Regions from separate parts of the Homo sapiens genome. Here regions 2, 3 and 4 are each linked to region 1. The links are chromatin contacts, found by Hi-C or POLR2A ChIA-PET in ENCODE. All regions are on one chromosome and are shown on one strand. Each heading gives the region's core, a stretch centred on a gene start or an enhancer-like site at or near the end of the contact. The rest is flanking DNA. Distances are from core to core; before and after follow the strand shown.

Region 1 (2,957 bases), core at 288-2,787:
TAGTGGAGCTGATGGGATAGAGAAGTACTGACTGATGTTAAAAAAAAAAGCAAAACCTCACGCTCTGTGCATGCATGTGTTATGGTATGGGAAGAGAAGGAGGCCATTGGAGTCAGTTGTGTGCTGATAAACTGGCCTTGGTGGGACGGCAGTTCTGATTTGTAGCTCTTGCTGATTTCTGTGGTGTGAATACTCCCACCTGGTCTGATTTCAAGCTCCCCATGGTTTAACAACCTACTTGCAAAATTCCTGACTTAGACTTTTAGGAGTCGCTGGAAGGTGGCTGTGGCATACCACTGAAGGAAGCAGAGGTCAGGAGTCTGGGTTTGAGTCCCAGCTCTGCCAGTGAAGAACTATGGAATCTTGGTTTTATCCTCTCTGATTCTTTTTTTTTTTTTGAGGTGGAGTCTCACTGTCACCCAGGCTGGAGTTCAGTGGTGCGATCTTGACTCTCTGGAACCTCTGCCTCCCAGGTTCAAGCGATTCTCCTGCCTCAGCCTCCTAAGTAGCTGGGATTATAGGTATACACCACCACGCCAGGCTAATTTTGTATGTTCAATAGAGACAGGGTTTCACCATGTTGGCCGGGCTGGTCTTGAATTCCTGACCTCAAATGATCCACCCACCTTAGCCTCCCAAAGTTCTGGGATTACAGGTGTGAGCCACCAAGCCGGCCTATCCTCTCTGAGTCCTGATGACCTTGTTTGTCAAATGGGGATAATGACACCTGCTTACGTTATGGACTTTTTATAGATCCCAAATGAGATAAGAATGTGTGCTGCTTGGTATATATTATAGTAAAGACCTCACATTAATCCATACAGGAGCAATTATGATGTTGCAAAGGTTATAGCTTTTTTTGTTTTTGTTTTTGTTTTGATACAGTGTCTCGCTCTGTCGCCCAGGCTGGAGTGCAGTGGCGCAATCTCGGCTCACTGCAAGCTCCGCCTCCCAGGTTCACGCCATTCTCCTGCCTCAGCCTCCCGAGTAGCTGGGACTACAGGCGCTTGCCACCATGCCCGGCTAATTTTTTGTATTTTTAGTAGAGACAGGGTTTCACCGTGTTAGCCAGGATGGTCTCGATCTGCTGACCTCGTGATCTGCCTGCCTCGGCCTCCCAAAGTGCTGGGATTACAGGTGTAAGCCACCACGCCCGGCCTAAAGATTATAGCTTTAAAAATGTTTCCTTCTGTGCTGGCTGGGGTGGCTCACGCCTGTAATCCCAGCACTTTGGGAGGCTGAGGTGGACCAATCAGTTGAAGTCAGGAGTTCGAGACCAGTCTGGCCAACATGGTGAAACCCTGCCTCTACTAAAAAATACAAAAAAATTAGCTGGGCGTGGTGGCACATGCCTGTAATCCCAGCTACTCGGGAGGCTGAGGTGGGAGAATCCCTGGAACCTGGGAGCCGGAGGCTGCAGTGAGCAGAGATCGCACCAATGCACTCCAGTCTGGGTGACAGAATGAGACTCCGTCTCAAAAAAACACGTTTCCTTCTCCTCAGTGTCAGTGTCACATTCACCTCTTGAAACATAGCTGTTATCTTTTGGGCAGGCTTCCTGTAGAAGTTGGGTCATATGTTGATCTTGAATCTGAAAGTTACCAACACAAACCCCAAAGTTTCATAGTCTGTTTTCTTTGGCTCTATTTCAGTGTTGTTGTATTGTTTTCATTTTCGGTTTTTAAGTGATGGTACCCTAAGAAGAACTTAAAATTAGAACAGCAACATGCCATCCTTGTAGAGAATTTGAAAAATTTGGAAGAATATAAAGAAGACAGTAAGAATCAGTTGTTGGGCTGGGCTCAGTGGCTCACACCTGTAATCCTAGCACTTTGGCAGGCCAAGGTGGGTGAATCACTTGAGGACAGGAGTTTGAGACGAGCCTGGCCAACATAGTGAAACCCCATGTCTACTAAAAATAAAAAAAAAAATTAGCCAGGCCTGGTAGCGCATGCCTGTAATCCTGGCTACTCGGGAGGCTGAGGCAGGAGAATCGCTTGAACCTAGGAGGTGGGGGTTGCAGTGAGCTGAGATTGCGTGACTGCACTCCAGCCTGGGTGACACAGCGAGACTATGTCTTAAAAAAAAAAAGAAGAGTCAATCATTGGCTGGATGGATCCTGGGCAGTCAGTCATTCTGCGGGGTGGGTGGCAGATCTAGGGAGAGACCCCAGAGATTAGTGGTGGAGCTGGACCTGTGGAGGTGGGGCTGTGGATCTAGACTCACTGGAGGTATTTCAGTATTTTACTAGGTGGTGTGCCTGAGTCACTGTGCATTGGCTGTGGATATAGGGGCGGCTTTATCCCCTATAAGATAGAGTCTTCGTGAGCACAGTGGGTGTCAGACTTGAAGTTTGTCAGTAATTCGTGTAGCTTGGCAGTGATGGTGGTGATGGCCTTGCTTGGCTTATTCTCATGGTCCCCATCTCTATCCTCATGACCACTTCTAAACACATCCCCAGAATCAGCAGCGGGACAGATCCTGTCGCCAAGATGAGACCTGACGCCACAGACTTCCAGAGAGCTAATTATACTTGTGAGAAAAAGGGGATAAAAAATATTCATATCCAAGTGTGGCTGACTCTCCCTGCTTAGAGTAAGACACAGGAAGCCAGCTTCTTAGTTGCTTCATGACATAAAATAAACACTGTTACATGCACAGTCCTGCTTTCTGCTAAGCTGCAGATGCCCTAAACCTTGAAGCCAACCCCTCTTCAGAACACAGTCTTTGGAAATTCTTGAGGTTAGATCAGTGGTCCTCAATCTTTTTGGCACCAGGGATCAGTTTCGTGGAAGACAATTTTTCCATGGACGAGGGGTGGGGGGATGGTTTCAGGATGATTCAAGCATATTACATTTATTGTGTACTTTATTCCTATTATTATTACCTATTATTATATTTATTCCTATTATTTATTTATTCCTATTATTATATTAAAATATAATGAAATAATTCTA
Region 2 (3,290 bases), core at 774-3,273, 170 kb after region 1:
ATTGCATGATTTATATCGACCATGAGTTTGCTTGATTTAGATGACATATGTGCTGGTGCTCATGAGCGTTTAGTAGTGGGTCTGTGAGTCTGTTTTCTAAGGTCATAGAGACGAGCCACACAGTGCCGGGTAGTCCCTTACTCCATGTACGGGGTCACACACAAATTTTGCTCGTGGTGGCTGAGCAAGAAAGTCTCTTTTAAGCAAACGTAATTTAAAAATACGAGTGCTGGGAAAAGTCGTGAAGAAAGCCCTTAAGGCAATATATATTGTAATGATTTTTTTCCAGGGCTGGATACCCATGAGCCTTTCAGGATGAATATGATTAAATCTTGGCAAGAATAGTTAAGAAGCCCTTTTTCCCCATATTACACTGAGATGAATGTGGATCTCTTGTCCTGTGCTTTGTGGAGGTAAGGCTTTGGAAATGGAAACAAATGTGAATTTTCTCTTATAAACTAATGAAAAAGACATTTAGCCAACTGGCAACCCTGTACGAAGCTTGATGATGTGCTTGTGATATACGTAAGCATACAATGTTTATTGTGATTCTAAGGGACGGAATAGTATCCCTGTTCTGTGTAAGGGGAAGCTACAGCTCTGGTGTTGGGATTTGGATCAAGGTCTGGCCGGCTCCCAAGGCCACGCATTCTTCAGCACTGCCCCCGTTGAACCCGGAGGCTGTTGGCATCAACACGGGAACACAGTGAGGCTGCTTCCTTTAGGCTGCGAGTGGGGGGCCCTAGGCAGGCTGAACTCTCAGATGGACATGAATATCTTGTTTGGGGAAAGCACAGGACTGAATTATCTCAGTGTTGTAAGCAACTGGGTCTTAGGCAAGCCATTCTTCCTTTCTGGGCCTCAGTTTCCTTTTCTGGGAAATGAGGTGGTTGAACTTGATGATCTCTGCATCATCCAGGTCTGACAGTTGGTGATCTTGCCATTCAACATGGTAGATATTCTGGTGGGAAAAGACAGCTTGGTAATTGACATGCTAATAGTTTTGGTTTGTGCAGTCTAACCAATGGAGAAGTACGAAAATCCTGTTATAGGAATGTTTTGTGGGATCTTGGAGAATTGACGGGGATTCCAGGAAGGTCTTCCCGTGGCCTCGGGGTCTGGGGAGGCAGCGGTTCCCCCTAGTTTCTGCCAAGAACTAGTTTTGCAGATTACTTTTTCAGACCCCTTCCTTTCTGTTCCATCATTAAAATTAGAGACTGAGGTAATCAGAAGTTGAGATTAGGCTGGGTGTGGTGGCTCACGCCTGTAATCCCAGCACTTTGGGAGGCTGACGTTGGAGAATTACTTGAGGTCAGGAGTTCGAGACCAGCCTGGCCAACATGGTGAAACCCTGTCTCTACTAAAAATACAAAAATTAGCCGAGTGTGATGGCGGGCGCCTGTAATCCCAGCTACTCAGGAGGCTGAGGCAGGAGAATTGTTTGAACTCTGGGAGGTGAAGGTTGCAGTGAGCCAAGATTGTGCCACTGCACTCTAGCCTGGAAGACAGGGTGAGACTCTGCTTAAAAAAAAAAAAAAAAGTTGAGATTGTCCAGGATAAGACAATTAATTTGAACACAGGCTTCAAGGACCCTACATGTGAGGCTTCTCCTGTGGAAAATAAACCAGGCAGCATATGCCTTCACAGAGTTTTTATTCACATCAGTATTCTTGCTTTGAGTTTTCATGGAGAGACCATCGCAGTTTGATGATGATATGCTGATAACTTGTTTGTCTTCAGAAATACGTAGTATATATTAAGGACCTAGTTAGGCACACAGCAAGGCTGGCTCCAAGAGGCTTCCCAGAGTGCATTCATCCCCCTTCTGCCCTGTCCTGAGATGAGATAATGGTTGCCAGGGGCACGTGGAAATTACCAACGTCAGAAGGTTCTAGTGCCTGGACCTTACTGTGTGCATCATATTTGCTTAAACATACTGTCTGTGAACAAAGTCCAATTATTTGGAACCAAGTTACTGATGATAAACATAATGATTACAGCGTGTACCATCATGAACTGCCACGGAGCAGGAGAGACTCCAGGGAATCATCACAGTGGAACGGATCCAAACCACGCCTCCCATTTTGCACAGAAAGAGCGTGGGATGGTGCTCACTCCTTCGAGGCCTAACTTGCGTGCTCCAATGAGAAGTACAAAATGCAGACTAATTATAACTGAGGAATAAGACTTAAAACTGCTGTCCCCTGACATCGCCCGGCCTGTCTCTGTTTTCTAAGCAATAATGTTCTCATCATGTTCTCTCTGGGTTGGTCACAAACTGAAAAATTGCTTTTGCTGGTCTTCCTACCTGGGTGGTTGGTACAGCAAATAACTGCTAAATGATGAGGCTAGGGAATTGACAGTAAAGTCAAAGGAGATTTTCTGTCTCTAATTACAAAGATTTATAATCTAGGAATCAGAGAATTCTCTCATAGTAAATTTCTAACAGGTCCCTTACCCGGCTCTTCCCAATAAAGGCTTATTAGAAATACTGCACAGGGGAGAGCTTTGGCCAGCCCAGCCCATCATTTCCAGTTGACAGCCCTCTCCCTGGGCAGGTTATTGAGCAATTAAATCATTCCTATAACAGAAAAATCTTATTTTTTTATTTGTAATTAGAAAAATTTATAATTGGAAACTATAATTTACAATGTATAATTTTCTTAATTTGGTACTTTGTCTCCATTCCTTTATTCAAAAGATACATATTGACCACTTGGCCACAAGAGTCCTGTTTATCTTTTTATTTTCTTTTTTTTTTTTTTGAGACGGAGTCTCGCTCTGTCGCCCAGGCTGGAGTGCAGTGGCGGGATCTCGGCTCACTGCAAGCTCCGCCTCCTGGGTTCACGCCATTCTCCTGCCTCAGCCTCCCAAGTAGCTGGGACTACAGGCGCCCGCCACTACGCCTGGCTAATTTTTTGTATTTTTAGTAGAGACGGGGTTTCACCGTTTTAGCCGGGATGGTCTCGATCTCCTGACCTCGTGATCCGTCCGCCTCGGCCTCCCAAAGTGCTGGGATTACAGGCGTGAGCCACCGTGCCCGGCCTATCTTTTTATTTTCAAGATTGACCTTTCTGGAAATCAGTGTATCAAAGAGATATTTGCATTCCTGTGTTAGTTGCAGCACTGTTTGCAGTAGCCAAGATTTGGAAGTAACTTAAGTGTCTATCAGTAGATGGATGGATAACGAAAACCTGGTACCTATACACAATGGAGTACTATTCAGCCATAAAAAGAATACGATCCTGTCATTTTCAACAACATGGATGGAACTGGAGATCATCGTGTTA
Region 3 (3,121 bases), core at 277-2,776, 150 kb before region 1:
TGAGTCTGCTTGGGAGGAGACATCCAACAGACTCAACTTTTAGAAATTGTATAGAGTAGTTGCCCTGAACTTTTCAAAAACGTCAAGGTCATAAATGGTAAGAACAACAGAGAGAGGAACTGCCACAGATTGAAGAAGATTAAAGGGACCTGACAACTAGATTTAGTCCATGATTCTGGCTAGACTGGATGCCTGGACCAGAAAAAAAGTTTCAGTTTTTTTTTTTTCTGTAGAAGACGTTACTAGGACACTTGGCAAATTTTGAATAAGATCTGTATTGTGTCAGTGTTAGTTCCGTGATTTTGATAGATAATTTATAGAAAATGGTAAAATCATGACTCATATAAAACTCTTTAATGCGTGTTGAAGATGTTATTTAACTCATGAGGGAACCAGACAGATTGTTAGAACTGGTTCAAAAGAGAATCCAAAGAAAAGATATATTTTTAGATCAGGAATATTGAAATGAGTATGTAAATGAGGCAAAACTGGTTTTGCCTCCCTGCAGTATGGGAGAAAAGACAATTGGACCTCTTCCAGATGAGATAGAAATTGCCTGTCCGTAAGAATTAGTTCATGTCACTATCACTTACCTAGAATTTGCCAAGTTGTAAAGTAGCTCACAGACCTGGCTAAAAACAGATAACCTAGAAGGTTGTGCTGTATGTAAACAGTACATAGTCTTCCACTTAAGACTGTGCATAAACTTTTTATAATTTAAATTTGTTTTAGGATTCTTATGGCAGGTTATCCTAAAGTTGAATAATTTTGAGGATTTGAGGGGACTGATCACATCTTTTAAAAGGCATACATGAAAAGTAATCCTTAGATGTCAAGCTTTATGGGATAGGAAAATTAAATTGCTTTGTCTTTGAAAGTTGAATTCTTTCCCGTTGTAAAGTTTGTGCAACAATGCCGTTCATAGGAAATACTGCCAGTGCCCATCTCACAGAAGTGGGGTTTATGGCTAGAGCGGTAGGGGAGCCAAGTCAGCCGCTTCAGGCAATTATAAGGAAATGCCCTCACATAAATCATAATTGCTTTGGATGGGGAGAGATGAATGGAAAATAAAGGACTCAGTGCTGCTGTTCATTTTGAAAACCTCTCTAAATTACTCTAGTCTCATTTCATGTATCTAAGCTGAAGTCGTCTAGTGGAAGATAGATAGTTATTAACCAGTCTAGAGGTCAGATTTATCTGTAACAGAAAGAAAGGCAGCCTAATTGGACCTTAAGCTCTCGTTTTTATTCCCTAGCCTTTTGCTCAAAGCTGTTTCTTGTTTTGGGGGATATATGACCATGTTTTAAAACTCATTTCTTTGGTCTTTTCTCAGACTCTTGTCACAGTTTTTTCTCTCGCATAGCTGGGTTAGATCTTGGGGATCCACATAACTATTTGATGTCATCTTGGAATGTGTAGTTTAGTTAATTCAAGATGTAGTCTGTCTTTTTTTTTTCCTAGGGAAGAAGTTGATTACTGGATTTTTTCAGAACTTATAGTTGCCCGATAGGGGGCAGCAATCCTCTTTACAGGGTATAAATGAAAATTAATGACTGCGTGGAGAATCTGTTAATGTTTTTGTTTTTTTATGTCTCTTGAGGGCCCTACTTCCCCCTCTCTTACTTACCTTTTTTTCTTTCTTATGTCCATAAGCTCCTGTGATAGTGACCTAGGCTCAAGGCAGGACATAATGACATCAGGCTTAAGTTCCTGTTTAACAGCAGTATTTCTATTCACTTCCGGGTCGAAACAAACACAGAACGTTTTGGTCACTAGCTTATATAAAATATGCATTTTAAAAATCATCCAAACAGGAAAGAACGTTTTACCTTGACTAAGGTTCACATTTTGAGTTTTGCTTGTTTTAAAACTTGTCTGGAAATAGCAGTGTTTAAATACAGTTTGCCACATCATTTATTTTTCATTCTCTCCGTGGCTTTGGGGAATACCATATGGCTAAGACTCTTCCTGCAAGTGGAAGGGCTTCTAGCTCTTCAAGTAGGGATGTTATTTCTGACAACTAGAGTATTGCTACAGGTGATATTCCACCTGTCTATTTTCTCTTGATGAATGCTGGTTTTATGTCGGTGTACAGAGAACCATTCACTCCTTCCTCACATCCTCAGAAGCCTAGTGACTTGTGTCATTTCAGCTTTGCAGGCTTTGATTGTCTGGAAAATGCCATTTAAGCAGCTGATTATTTTATTTCTCTTTTTGGTAAATGTACTTTATCACTGATTTTATTTAGCTGGGTTCAGAAATTCTGATAGTAATTTGTATTCTAAATTCTGTTTTTAACACCCTAAACTATAACCTTGAGATTTTGATCTTGTTTTATATATATACTGTGATGATATTGACGTGCCCAATGATTTCTTCTCTCTCTGTAGGCACCAGAATTTCCTGAGTTTGCCACTAAAGTCCAGGAAGCTATCAATTCCCTCGGGGGCAGTGTCTTTCCTAAGCTTAATTGGAGTGCCCCAAGGGTAGGAACACATAAGTAATTCTCTTACTGTTTGAATATTCTTTGTTTTGCTGTTTATTTCATTTCATATCCCTACAGAGGGTCTAATTATATTCCTAATTCTAGGAAAAATACTGTGGAATTTATTATTAATTTCCCTCTACTGTTTTACTTTCCGGATTTTGCTATACACTTGCCTGGGTCTGTGAAATACTGTATATTCTGCCAAAAGGTAGTTTCCACGTCTTGTGTTGCTGATTGTTTTTGAATTCTGAGGAAATTCATACTCTGCCCTTTTCAAAACTTCAGCTGTTCAGTTTAACAGAGAAATTTTTCTTTGTTGAAAAGTAATAAAAATAAAAAAAGTAATAGTGTCATAGGCTATAGAAATAGAGTGGTTGGAGAAGTCAACTGATCTTTTCTTAAATTGTGTCTTATTATTTTAATACTGCATTGACAAGATTTTTATAAAAGTTAAGGCCTGTGGAAAAATCCGTTAGTTGTTTTAATCCAATAGAAAACAGTTTTGTATTAGCAAAGCTTATTTAAGGAATCAGAGACCTATTTGTAATTTCAAAAGTTATCTCATGCCTTTTTTATTCTAAAATGAATGATAATTTGTACTTAATCTAAGTTTTGTTTTTACTTTTATTATTT
Region 4 (2,927 bases), core at 33-2,532, 230 kb after region 1:
ACTTTTTCTGCACAGTATGATTACATGATGATCAATCTCCCTCTGGACTGAAGCTTCTTAAAGGTAAGACCCAAGGCTGTCTGCGCTGACTCATGCCTGTAATCCCAGCACTTCGGGAGGCCAAGGCGGGTGGATCACTTGAGGTCAGGAGTTCAACACCAGCCTGGTCAACATGGTGAAACCCTGTCTTTACCGAAAATACAAAAATTAGCCAGGCATGGTGGTGGGCACCTGTAATCCCAGCTACTCTGGAGGCTGAGGCAGGAGAATCACTTGAACCCGGGAGGCGGAGGTTGCGATGAGCCAAGATTGTGCCATTGCACTCCAGCCTGGGCAACAAGAGCGAAACTCCGTCTCAAAAAACAAACAAACAAACAAAAATCAGAATTCACCACTATAAACTTCATCCCTTTAACCAAAAACCACTTGTACCCCAAAAGCTATTGGAATTTTTTTTTAATTAATAAATTGTGAATAAACAAAATACCATCCCCCGTGGCCTGTGGCCTTTATCCTTCCTCCCCTCTCTCCTAAATCTAGCTCCTTCTGGACTTACCTGTCCTCCCAAGCTTGGGCCACTCAACTTGTAATGTCTGCCCTTGGTCAGGCAGTTTTTGTGCTGGATTGGAAGTTGCGTTGCCTTCTTCTCTCATTAAAACATGGCCAGGCGCGGTGGCTCACGCCTGTAATCTCAGCACTTTGGGAGGCCGAGGTGGGTGGATCACTTGAGGTCAGGAGTTCGAGACCAGCCTGACCAACGTGGTGAAACCCCATCTCTACTAAATACAAAAAATTAGCCTGGCGTGGTGGCACATGCCTGTAATCCCAGCTACTTGGGAGGCTGAGGCAGGAGAATCACTTGAGCCTTGGAGGCTGAGGTTGCAGTGAGCCGAGATCGTGCCATTGCACTCTAATAACACAATCATGGGAGTGAAGTTCTGTCATTATAAGAGGTGAGCTCAGCTTAAGAGCATGATAACATCCACATTACAGGGAGGAACAGTGGACATGTCAAATTCTCATTGCTGTGATTTGGGGCAAGAAAAAATAACAGGCACCACCTAGCAACCCTACCCCAAGCATCTCAAGATGTGGTAATTTCTTTTATACAAAACAAGTTTGTTTTGTTCAACCACGTTTAAGCCTATAGGTGTGATCCTTGTTTTTATAGGCAGCTAATTTCAAAGTGACATTTTGGGATGGGTTAATTTCACTTGTATTTTTCTTGCTTTTTGAATGCCTTACAGTTGAGGCTGTCAGCACTCGGCCTCCACCACAGCCAAGAGTCAGACAGAATGTGGAACCACCCACCAAGTGGGCCAATGACAATGGGCTCTACGTTTCTGTCCCTTCTCATTTCCTGCTGTAAACTTTCAGGGAGTCAGTGAACTCAAGCGTTTCTGTCAGATATAGAAACATTTCCCATGGTTGGAAAGTTAAAGGCTAGTTTAGGTTACAGGCAGTTTGTCTGCTGGAAAATACATAGTTTTCAGACACTTCCTTTTCTGGTAATAAACAAAAACAAAATCAGGAAACTGTTTCCAGGAGGTTGAACGTGTGGTTCTCATCTGCTCGGCCTCATGCGGTGTTCAAGTCCCAGGAAGTGGTTGACGTAGGTGGGGCAGCCATATTGCAGCCAGGCCCAGGCTGCAGGAAGGAATTGACTATATAGGTCAGGATCCACTTGCGGAAAGCAGAAATGATTCCAGCTGGTTTAAGCACAGGGTGATGAGAATTTCAAGTGCTGACACTGACAATGAAAGGCGGGGAAGGAGACTCACTCCATGCTGAGGTTCCAGGCATGATCTTCAAGGTGATCTGGGGGAGACCAGGTGTGGTGCCTCATGCCTGTAATCCCAACACTATGGGAGGCTGAAGAGGGCAGATCATCTGAGGTCAGGAGTTCAATACCATCCTGGCCAACATGGTGAAACTCCGTCTCTACTAAAAATACAAAAATTAGCCAGGCATGGTGGCATGTGCCTTCAATCCCAGCTACTCTGGAGGCTGAGGCAGGAGAATCGCTTGCACCTGGGAGGTGGAGGTTGCAATGAGCCGAGATCACACCATTGCACTCTGGCCTGGGCAACAAGAGTGAAACTCCATCTGAAAAAAAAAAAAAAAAAAAAAAGGATGGTTTTAGGAGAGATTCTTCTTTTGCTAAAGCTAGGAACTTGAGGAATTATCAGAATGTGGGCAGTCACTAAAATGCTGCTGGCTTGTGGAATACACCTTCCCCCGATTCTAGGCTCATGAACTTGGGCCTGGTCCCTGGGACCTTTGCATCTGAGGTGGGGTGATTGATCCAGGCCCATCTTGAATGTCTTGATTGTATCTTTGCATTTGCGTTTTGTAAGTCAAGTCCAACGTGCGTGCTCTGGGCCATGCGTCTTCTGTCCATAGCCCGTTCTGTCCCCTACCCCTTGACCATGTTTCCAGGGTGAGTGTTCAGCTGCCCACTTTCTGGTCCCACCCAGAGACCACTGCCACCTGAGGAAGCGTGACATTAGATAGCAAATTTTAAAAATACCATGACAGGTCAATAAAGAGACCACAGAAGAAAGGGGAAAGTATTTCCTCCTGATTTTTGAACAAGGTGCCTGGCATTTTTGTATTGCACTGGGCTGTGAAAGCTGTGTAGCCAACTCTGAATGCATCTCATCGCTTCCTACTATGAGTAGCAGCTTCTGCCTTCCCTCCTTTCCAGGGCTAAGTCTCTGCTTGGGGGAGAGTCAGGCCACACATGGAACCCAGCTGCAGGGGAGTCTGGGAAAGGAGTTGTTAGGGTTTTGTCTTCTGGCAAGCAGTAAGACACCCTAAAAGGGGTGGAGATGAGAGAGCTCTTCAGTCCTAAAAAGGGACATAGCCCAGGAAGACCCAAGAAGGGAAAGCAGGAAGTGAGGAGAGTGTGGGCATTTGGAGGAGGG

The links. A loop is a pair of places that touch in the nucleus more often than their neighbours do. ChIA-PET counts read pairs that join two places held with the same protein, here RNA polymerase II (POLR2A). Pooled maps may share reads with other maps.
Region 2: a loop to region 1 is called in a pooled map, with 2.8 times the contacts of the local background. The contact joins two enhancer-like sites. A Hi-C loop is called at or near these places in 1 of 168 maps with a recorded cell type or tissue (A673), 1 of 37 single-sample maps with no recorded cell type and 4 of 50 pooled maps. POLR2A ChIA-PET finds 5 or more read pairs at or near these places in 4 of 52 experiments (T-cell, activated B cell, activated CD8-positive, alpha-beta T cell and 1 more).
Region 3: a pooled map shows a loop between it and region 1 (2.8-fold over the local background). The contact joins two enhancer-like sites. A Hi-C loop is called at or near these places in 2 of 50 pooled maps. POLR2A ChIA-PET finds 5 or more read pairs at or near these places in 3 of 52 experiments (IMR-90, T-cell and activated naive CD4-positive, alpha-beta T cell).
Region 4: a loop to region 1 is called in a pooled map, with 3 times the contacts of the local background. The contact joins two enhancer-like sites. A Hi-C loop is called at or near these places in 3 of 168 maps with a recorded cell type or tissue (CD4-positive, alpha-beta T cell, naive thymus-derived CD4-positive, alpha-beta T cell and transverse colon), 4 of 37 single-sample maps with no recorded cell type and 10 of 50 pooled maps. POLR2A ChIA-PET finds 5 or more read pairs at or near these places in 7 of 52 experiments (CD4-positive, alpha-beta T cell, CD4-positive, alpha-beta memory T cell, IMR-90 and 4 more).

What each region holds. Positions count from the first base shown.
Region 1 is chr10:12,364,579-12,367,535 of GRCh38, forward strand. The region is part of intron 1 of CAMK1D (calcium/calmodulin dependent protein kinase ID); the gene reads left to right. Among named protein-coding and RNA genes, the nearest start is that of CAMK1D, 17 kb to the left of the region's middle. Within about 2 kb of position 1,538, at least 4 of the 41 ENCODE cell types and tissues checked have a DNase peak (open chromatin) inside an H3K27ac peak, as active enhancers do.
Region 2 is chr10:12,529,533-12,532,822 of GRCh38, forward strand. All of the region lies in intron 1 of CAMK1D (calcium/calmodulin dependent protein kinase ID), which reads left to right. Among named protein-coding and RNA genes, the nearest start is that of MIR4480, 48 kb to the right of the region's middle. Within about 2 kb of position 2,024, at least 4 of the 41 ENCODE cell types and tissues checked have a DNase peak (open chromatin) inside an H3K27ac peak, as active enhancers do.
Region 3 is chr10:12,213,350-12,216,470 of GRCh38, forward strand. CDC123 (cell division cycle 123) reads left to right here. Exons shown (of 13, transcript NM_006023.3): 5 at 2,391-2,486. Among named protein-coding and RNA genes, the nearest start is that of CDC123, 19 kb to the left of the region's middle. Within about 2 kb of position 1,527, at least 7 of the 41 ENCODE cell types and tissues checked have a DNase peak (open chromatin) inside an H3K27ac peak, as active enhancers do.
Region 4 is chr10:12,593,234-12,596,160 of GRCh38, forward strand. All of the region lies in intron 2 of CAMK1D (calcium/calmodulin dependent protein kinase ID), which reads left to right. Among named protein-coding and RNA genes, the nearest start is that of MIR4480, 16 kb to the left of the region's middle. Within about 2 kb of position 1,283, at least 4 of the 41 ENCODE cell types and tissues checked have a DNase peak (open chromatin) inside an H3K27ac peak, as active enhancers do.